Regions from separate parts of the Homo sapiens genome. Here region 1 is linked to region 2. Evidence: read pairs that join two places in POLR2A ChIA-PET (ENCODE). Cell type or tissue: HepG2. All regions are shown on one strand.

Evidence for each region. ChIA-PET counts read pairs that join two places held together with the same protein. Peaks named below come from ENCODE experiments on the same cell type or tissue, not always from the same donor. Only the 100,000 strongest peaks of a DNase experiment are listed, where the experiment ranks them.
Region 1: POLR2A ChIA-PET joins it to region 2 with 9 read pairs; 2 of 35 experiments call an interaction of 5 or more read pairs at or near these places.

Annotation. Positions count from the first base shown.
Region 1 is chrX:30,677,362-30,682,361 of GRCh38, forward strand. GK (glycerol kinase) reads left to right here. Exons shown (of 21, transcript NM_001205019.2): 4 at 14-91. Among named protein-coding and RNA genes, the nearest start is that of GK, 26 kb to the left of the region's middle. In HepG2, no CTCF peak of the experiment used is centred here; a DNase peak (open chromatin) is centred at 2,200.
Region 2 is chrX:30,624,961-30,629,960 of GRCh38, forward strand. No RefSeq gene overlaps it. Among named protein-coding and RNA genes, the nearest start is that of GK, 26 kb to the right of the region's middle. In HepG2, no CTCF peak of the experiment used is centred here; DNase peaks (open chromatin) are centred at 1,621, 3,081 and 3,481.

The sequences.
Region 1 (5,000 bases), 52 kb after region 2:
TTTCTCTTTAAAGCTATTGGTGTCAGCAACCAGAGGGAAACCACTGTAGTCTGGGACAAGATAACTGGAGAGCCTCTCTACAATGCTGTGGGTAAGCTGTCATGCATGGATGTCAAATGTAGGGCCTTTCTTCACATTGCAAATGTGGTCATATTAAAATATCTTGCTAAAAAAGCATGCAGTCGCCAGGCATGGTGGCTCACGCCTGTAATCCCAGCACTTCGGGAGACTGAGGTGGGTGGATCACGAGGTCAGGAGTTCAAGACCAGCCTGGTCAACATGGTGAAACCCCATCTCTACTAAAAATACAAAAATTAGCCAGGTGTGGTGGCACACACCTATAGTCCCAGCTACTCGGGAGGCTGAAGCAGGAGAATTGATTGAACCTGGGAGGCAGAGGTTGCAGTGAGCCAAGACCTTGCCATTGCACTCCAGCCTGGGCAAGAGAGTGAGACTCCATCTCAAAAAAAAAAAAAGAAAGAAAAAAAAAAACACATGCAGTCATGGTACCTATAATCTTGATGGGATGGGCAGAAGAGTCTGCTAAGAAATTAACTGTTGTATATTTACCATTTTTGGATCATACATATTCACATAGTGAATTAACTCTCCCATGCTCTCTCCTCTTGCAGATTGTCTTACAAATGAGTGAATGTTTGCCAAATTGTTTTATAACCCCTGCTGTTTGTGACATCTAAAAGAGATCTTACCTCCTTACCCTCAAAAAATTAAAATTACGTGTGTTCACAGTCATTTTTCTATAAAGTACTTGTGTGTTTGTCTTTCCATCTAGGAATTTGAATTATTCTTCTAAGGTTATAAAAATAGAATATTCGAATTTTAGCTGCTTCTTCTACAAATGTGGCTATTTGAGCAGGGATTTAAAAAACCCCAAATCTCAAATATACCACTTTTAGGTATCACAACTTATTAGGTGTAAATGATCCTGAGTATATTTTAGCATCATTATTAGCATGACAGTTGTTGAACACCGAATGATACTACCACTTCCTAAAAGGAAAATTTTGTTCTAAATTACAATCACTAAAAGACTTCATTGTGTCAGAAAGCAAAGCACAATTTTTTATCAATTAAATACTAAGTTGTGGGATGGGGAATGGAATCAGAAATTATCAGAGAGGGGATAATTTTGGGGGAATAATCTTTATTAAAAGTTAAAGTATTTAATGTTATTGTATTATAAGAAAGTATTTAGTATGTTTTCTGTATTTATGATAAAAAATTAAATTCTCAAAAAATTTGAAAGAATTACAACTAAAGATCCTTTTAGTACATCTTTTTCTGTGGTGTTTTTTTTTTTTTTCTTTCCTCTGTTTTTTTTTTTTTGAGACAGTCTTGCTGTTGCCCAGGCTGGGGTGCAATGACACAATCTCGGCTCACTGCAACCTCCACCTCCTGGGTTCAAGCGATTCTCCTGCCTCAGCCTCCCCAGTAGATGGGATCACAGGCGCCCACCACCATGCCCAGCTATTTTTTTTTTTTTTTTTTTGTATTTTTAGTAGAGATGGGGTTTCACCACGTTGGCCAGGCTGGTCTTGAACTCCTGACCTCAAGTGATCCACCCATCTCAGCCTCCCAAAGTGCTGGGATTACAGGTGTGAGCCACCACACCCAGCCAGAAGTACATGTTTTAAATGTTTATTTTGTTCTCATTCTCATGAGTAATTCATTTTGAATATAAGACAGACTATTTAATGACTAGTATTTAGGAGAGTATCCTTTGATAGATCAATGTTAGCTAACTTCCTGAACTAGTTAAGGTTTTACTTTCTTTTGTTTTCTTAATGAAAGGAAGAGCCTACTCAGGCAAACCAGAAAGTTCCAGTTAAATTCTGAGCTTTTTTTTTTTTTTTCTTTTTTTGAGACAGAGTCTTCTCTTTCACTCAGGCAGGAGTGCAGTGGTGCAATCTCGGCTCGCTCTATCTCCCAGGTTCAAGTGATTTTCGTGCCTCGGCCTCCCAAGTAGCTGGGATTATAGGTGTGCACCATTATGCCCGGCTAATTTTTGTATTTTCAGTAGAGACAGGGTTTCACCATGTTGGCCGGACTGGTCTCAAACTCCCGACCTCAGGTGATCTGCCCACCTTGGCACGCCCGGCTAGTTCCAGTTATATTCTAAACATTGAATTGTAAAAATGGAACTTTGGACTTTGGATTGTTATTTTTCAAATAATGCAACTAGGTAAGCTGAAGTTATGCTTACAGTAAAGATTTAAGTAAATGTTTTACTAGAAAATCTTTCTGTGATGTTCTTATTTACTTATTTCCTTCTCTTCTGCCTGTGTCCCTCTGCACCCCTCCCCCATTCTACGTGCTTTGCAGTATTAATTCAAATGTTCATAGGATATGAGGAACTCTTTTCTTCTATCCTGAGCCACATACATGTTTTGAGAACCTCTTACATGTTTGATGTTATCTTGGGTACTATAAAGGATACAAATTATATTGGCTGTTTTTTTAAGCACTTTATAATCTAGTTTTGGAAAGAGAAAACTAGATTAGGGAACAATCCATAAAACAAAATTAGGGAATAGTTGATAAATCATGTGTTGATAGGTTGAAAAGGACTTAGAGCAAGTACATATCAGTATGGATTTTGAAATTTTAGCATACTTTTCACAGTGGAGGTTGAACTTCACTTGGGCCTTGAAGCGTATATTGGATTGCGTTAGGAAAAGAGAAAATTGAGGAATAATGTGAACAAGCTATGAAGGTGAAAATGTGTACACATATTTTGCCAGAGTAAAGAAATGGATGAGTTTCATGCATAGGTTGACTCATTTTTTTTTATTTTTAGTAGAACTAGCAGCGATAATAATACTCAGTAAGTGCTAACTGCTATTACTTTGGGATTGTGCTAAGTATTTTACCCATATTATTTAATCTCACTGACCCTGTGAAACAGATTTTACTACCCCTATTTTATAAATTAATTGTGGAAAAGCTCTATAACTTGTCCAATGGCATGTAGCTATAAGTAGAGTAAAGCCACAGTTTAAACATGAACACTCTCCAACCTTAAAGCTTGTGTTCTAATTTGGGTAGACAGGGGTTGGTGAGGATATAGAGGGGGCTGAAAGCCATGCAGTGTAGTGTAGACTTAAAACACGGGGCAGCTTGAGGCAAAACAGATGATAAAGGAGAGTTTAGCCATCCCATGATGGTGGAATGGGTTGTTTCAAACACACCAGTATGCGGAGAACAACCAGAAAAGCTGGATGAAAATGAAATAAAATTCTGAAGAACTGGAAGGCTACCAAGGCAGTGAGGACAGAAGGAAAGCCCAGAGACATAAGCCTAGCATTTGGCATTGCTTATCTCCTGGAGATATCGGTAGGTTCTGAAAGGAGTATCTGACAGGCTAAGCCACACTTCTGCAGGTCCATAAAGATAAGGAGGCAAAAGGTGAAGTCAAGGGCTGCCAAGGGTGGGGATGAGTGTTGGTAAAATCCCAGACTTTGGACTGGGACTGTGAAAGGTCAAATCCTGGAAGTGAGGTAAACTGAAAATAAACCAACCCTCACAGGAATTGAAGCCCAGATTCAAATGATCTTTAACACTAATTGGATTAAGATGATCTGAGATTGCTAATGCTAGTGGCCTAACTTCCTTTCAGAAATAAGAGTAAATCCTTTCTGGAGGAAGACAACATCATCTAGAGCCTCAAATAATCTCTAGAATTTTTCATACGCATTATCTAGTTTTCTATTTAAAAAAACCATGCATACAAAACAAAACGTGACTGAAAAGCAACAGAAACAAGTGACATTAGAAACAGACTCAAGAAATTCAGATATTAGAGTTTTTAGAGTTTAAAATAGCCATAATTAATATGTTCAAGGAATTAATTGACAAGATTGAGATTGATAATCTTGGCAAAGAATTGGAAGTCCAGTTTAAATGGACATTCTAAAACTGTATTAAGAACTCAATTGATGGGGTTTTACCATCAGAGGAGACATAGCTGAAGATGAATTTGTGAGCTGGAAGATAAATCAGAACTGGGAGAGAGAGTAAAATATTTAGACTGAAGCACAGAGAAACAAAAGTTTAGAAAAGGCACAAAAGAATCTAAGAGAAATATGGGAAAAGGTGAAGAAGTTTAATATATTTGTAATTGGACTTCCAGAAGGAAAGGAATGAGAAAAAACGAGGCAGAAATAACATTAGACAGATAATGGGAGAAAGTTTTTCAAAACTGATGAAAGATAGCAAGCTGTAGATTCAATAAGCACTATAATCCCTAGGCAAGATAAATATACAGAAGACCATACTTATGCTGGGATATGAAGATATAAAGTTTTGAAGTAGCTGAGGAAAAAAGATATATAACCTTCAAAAGAGTGACCCTAAGACTTTCAGCTAAGTTATCAGTGGAAACAAAGGAAGTCAGAATGCGATGGAATGAAACCTTTAAAGTACTCAAAGAAAGTAACTTCCACATACAGTTCTATATCCAGTGAAAAAATTATTAAGAAATGAAAGTGAAATATACTAGGAGTTGGTGAGGATATAGAGGTCACCAAAAGCTATGCAGAGTAGTGTAGACTTGATACACTAGGCAGCTAACCCATTCTCTTAGTCCATTCTGGTTACTATAACAAAATACCCTAGATTGGATAATTTATAAACAACAAAAATTTTATTGTTTATACATTGGATAGGGCATAAGGAGGAGGGAGAAAATAAAGCAGGCCTGTGAGATTTTCAGCCTGAGAGAACAGAAAGAAATTAAATAATATTTAGGGGGTACCAACCTGAGAGAAAAAATGGCCTTGTTTTCGACAAAGTGAGTGTTGAACTTGTAATAGAAGCTAATTCTGGGCAATGAGAAATTAGATGGTTCCAAATGTAGACTTGAAAATTGATAACATAGATGTGATAATCTCAATTTATTATGGATGAACTCACTATAGTAATTAATATAAAATTAATTCAATGAAAGAATAGGTGCCTTTCTGTGTTCTAGGTTTTGTGAT
Region 2 (5,000 bases):
CTTGCAGCACTGTTCACAATGGCTAGAATTTGGAAGCAACCTAAGTGTCCATCAACAGAGGAATGAATCAAGAAAGTATGGTACTTATACACAATGGAGTACTATTCAGCAATAAAAAAGAATGAGATCCTGTCATTTGCAACAACATGGATGGAACTGGAGGTCATTCTGCTAAGTGAAATAAACCCAGCAAAGAAAGATAAACATTGCAGGTTCTCACTTATTTGTAGGATCTCAATATCAAAACAATAAAATGTACGGACATAGAGAATGGAAGGATGGTTACCAGAGGCTGGAGAGGATAGTGGTGGGTGGTGGGGGCAAGTTACCAATGGTTAATGAGTACACAGAAAATAGAAACAGCGAATAAAACCTAGTATTTGATAGCACAACAAGGTGCCTGTAGTCAATAATAATTTAATTGTACATTTTAAAATCACTAAAAGAGTCCAATTGGATTGTTTGTAACACAAGGAATAAATAAATGCTTGAATGGATGGATACCTCATTTTCCATGATGTGATTATTATGCATTGCATGCCTGTAACAAAATATCTCATGTACCTCATAAATATATATATATATCTATATATACCTACTATGTACCCACCAAAATTCAAATAAAATATTTTTAAAAAATAAAAAATTTAAAAACATTTTAAAATTTTAAAAATAAAGACAATGAGGCTGAGTGCGGTGGCTCACGCCTGTAATGCCAGCATTTTGGGAGGCCGAGGCCGGTGGATCACGAGGTCAGGAGATCAAGACCATCCTGGCTAACACAGTGAAACCCCGTCTCTACTAAAAATACAAAAAAATTAACCAGGTGTGGTGGCAGGCGCCTGTGGTCCCAGCTACTCGGGAGGCTGAGGCAAGAGAATGGCGTGAACCCGGGAGGCGGAGCTTGCAGTGAGCCAAGATCATGCCACTGCACTCCAGCCTGGGCCACAGAGCGAGACTCTGTCTCAAAAAAATAAAATAAAATAAAATAAAATAAAGAGTGGAGGATGGAGTAGTAAAGTTACATTAATGATTGTAAATAGTGAGCTCTGTGGGCGTAGATGGTTTTGGTTGTCATCCATAAGGCCTTTTTCTTCTTGATGATCATAAAAATTCAAGCATCGTATGTGGCAAAGTATTCTGTACGTGAAATGATCATTAACCGATTTCAATATTAAGACCACTGTAAGCATACTAACTCCTATATGGAAGTAGTAGAACTTCCTATGTGCTCTACATATACCAGCTCATTTAACCATCATACAACTCTATGTGGTAGGTACTATTTTCATCCACATTTTATAGATAGTGAATTTACACATGGAAAGGTTGAGTAACTTGCTCTAGGTAAAATGCAGTAGGCAACCGAGCTGGAATTTGAATCCAGGCAGTCTGATTCCAGAGTGCTTGCTCAGGACCAATATACTAATTGTTCCATGTTAGGGTTTTTCAGCTACCTTTTCCTCAATTCAAGTGCAATTCCAATAATTCAGTTCAGCAAGGTGATTTGCCCAAGGTCATTCAGTTAATAAGTTATGGCCTTAGAACTAAGTTTTCAGGCTACTTCACCTAAGTAATGTTTTCCCTGCCCTTCTCTCGGTCTTCCATAACTAACTCTTCAATTTCCAAAGAACTATTAGCAAGTCCATTAAATATTGCCCAACAAAGACAAAATACACACAAAAAACTAGTTCTTTATTAACCTAAGCTGGAGGTCTCTGCAAGTTAGAGCACTGACTGAACTTTGATTCCTGCTATAAAATACGAAGTGAGAAAGATGCAAAATTTTCATGTTCTCACAGTTTTGAAGTGGCTTTGCTAAACAACCTTCATTAGGAAGCAACTAAGAGTAATAATCCCTTACTTAAAACAAATGTTTAACTCTTATAATAGAAATGTAAACACAGCAATGATTTGTGATTTCTCAATATGTTCTTCTTCACTAAAGGGCATTTGATCTGTAGTCAGGATAAATGTACTACAAACTTAAAACTTCCAAAAATAAGGACACAGAGCAGAGAAGAAAGATAAGCTATGAAATAAACCTTATTTGGATAAGAGAAAATAAAGCATGGCACCATTAAATTTCTAATACTAAAGTTTTCTTTCCATTAACTCAGGAAATACAGCTTTATAAAGGTCATTGGGATTGGCCTTCTTTGGATTTTAAAAGAATAATAACACCTGTCTTTCAGTTGCTGTGCCCATTTTTGTGAATTCTGAAGTTGATGGGCAAGTTGGTTTTCAACTCTGAGCAAAGGAAAAGATAGGTGTTGTAGGGTCTCAGAAAATGATACCCCAAAATGAAGGTCTCAGAAGCAGTTATTTCTGACTTTCTCCTGCCCTCTTATCGCTGGCCTCTCATTCTCCCCCAGGGCTAGCTACAGAAACTAGAATCCCTCTTCCCCAAAATAAGTCAGAAGCCAGAACCCCTTTCTCCCAAAGCCAGCCATAAAACCTAAAATTATTACTCTAACTTTCTCCCTGCCTTTCTGTGTAGAAACTGGCCATGAAGACAAACGATCTAATCTACCTTGTTTCACTGTCATGAGACCCCCCCACTCCAGACAGGGACCTGCCCCATACCCAGAAGGAAGGAGTGCATGCTCAGAGGCCAAGAAGAATTTAGACAGACAGGCCTTACTTGGTTTCCCCACATTTTTTGTCCGATCATATTTCTACACAGCTATCTGTGCTTTGTTGAACCTTAGCAGGAAAATGGACAGTTTCTCCTATATCTTTGAGTTTTCATTGTGAATGCTCTCACGTTTGTGTAAAATTATGATCAAATAAATTTGTGTCTGTCTTTTGTCGGTGATTTTCAGCAAACCTTCAGAGGGTGAAGGGAATGTTTTCCCTTGGTCCCTACAGTGTGCAACTTATAGACAATTGCCAATGAAGATATTGCCTTTCTTTGTTGTGCATTTCACAACCAGATTATGTAACTTTTTCACGGTATGTCATCATCAGCAGCAACGTATTTAAATAACATGCTAAGTACACAAGGATACTTGGCTTTTTACTTAGTGTGATTTGAAGTGGACTTTGTTGCTTCCTGTCTTTCCTCTTAGTGGGTAGAATGAAAGGAGAAGAGAGAAAGAGGTAGGGGGTGACAGGAATGTTCTTATAGGCCTGCTTGGAGAAAGGCATGAACGTGCTCCCTATTCATCCCCCCAACCCAACACCCACGCCCACATTACATAAGCAGCTCCATTCAGATGAAAGAAGCTCATTATATTGCCTTGAAAATGACACAATAATTGTGTGTCTCTCAGCTGCCTTTCCCTGTATTTACATCCCCAAAGCCGTGCAAAGTTTCCACTCCTAATCCAACCCCAAACCCTCCTCACCCTGCACTCATTCTTTTGATACCATTTCCTTAAGAACCAACCATTGTGGAGGTTGTCACCTAGGTCGAAACCAGGTTAAAAAAATATTATACTGAAGAAAAAACACTTCTCAAGCAGCAAGCAAATATTTGCTGAGAGCCTATTATGAGGCCATACCTTTACTTAATGCCAGGTAGACCAAATACAGGAAGTGCCCTCCTAAACAAGAGACTAACCCTGCCCTTTGACAACGAGGGATTCTCCTACGTGAACAGCCACCTCAGCCTTAAGTTTTGACCATCCCTCCAAGATACAACAAGCCAGAATTTTGTCTCTACCTTAAAGAGTAAAATTTCTGGACTTAGAAGTTCGAAGATTTGCACTTAAGTTCGGGCTCAGTTCCCTAATAACACATATCAACTCTCTATGTAGGTCACTCTTGTTCATTAGTAATCTCCTTCATTTTGATTCATATTAGCTTCACTTCGGATGATAATTTTTTTTCTGATGTTCTCAAATTCTGGGTTGGATACTACTAATGCCATGAAATCAGGAGGGAAGATTAAGTTTAGGAGACAAATATATAATTGGTCATGAAAATGCGCATTTGAGACCTTAGAAAAGAATTGATATTCCTGAACAGTATGATTTTATGTAATTATAGAAGCAATTCTTCTATTATCCTCAAATTAGCTTCTATTACTAAATTTTGCATAGGGTTTCTATGCAAATTGAATTATAAATTATAAGCCAAATTGTATTCTCGTTTCTTTTTCCATGTAAACTGCCAGAGTCAGTTTTGTGTGTGTGTATCTGTGTGACATGCACACAGTAAGTATTGCTAACTCAAACTTTTTGTCAATGAAGAGTTGATGAGGAGAAATGTGTTATAGCAGGGGATCTGAGGGATGGTAAAACTTTCTCAGGAGGCGTGCCAAGAACAGAGTACTTGGTCTGCATCAGAAGAAGACCCCTCTCTATCTGCAAAGGCTATAGTTGTATCAGTAAATGAAGGACTCTGTAAAAGAGCAAAAGCACTGGCCGGGAGTGGTGGCTCATGCCTGTAATGTCAGCACTTTGGGATGCCAAGGGGGTGGATCACCTGAGGTCAGGAGTTTGAGACCAGTCTGGCCAACATGGTGAAACCCTGTCTCTACTAGAAATACAAAAACTAGCCGGGCGTGGTGGTGGGCGCCTGTAATCCCAGCTACTCCGGAGGCTGAGGCAGGAGAATCGCTTGAACCTGGGACGCAGAGGTTGCAGTGAGCCGAGATCACGCACCACTGCACTCCAGCCTGGGCGACAGAGCAAAACTCCGTCTCAAAAAATTAAAAACAAACAAACAAAACAAAAGGAAAAAAGAGCAAAAGCACTGATGCAGAAGCAGGGGCAGCAGACACACCTCAAAATAAAGAAGGGAAAGACGTAAAGGAATTAAGCAGTTAGGAATCTTATTGCTTCTCAGGTTTAATTCAGGTACTAAACTAACATAGCAAGTTTTCCTTCAGGTTGCAGTAAACTGAAGTACTGTCAAGGGGGTATTATAAAGAAGCCACATCTGTCCTCTCCAGATAAATTACTAGCATTCCAGCTCCTCTGGAATTGGGAACATCCCTGTATAGTCCCAGAAGTGGCCACTGTTCTCAGGTCCTGGGATAGGCAAAATAGTGA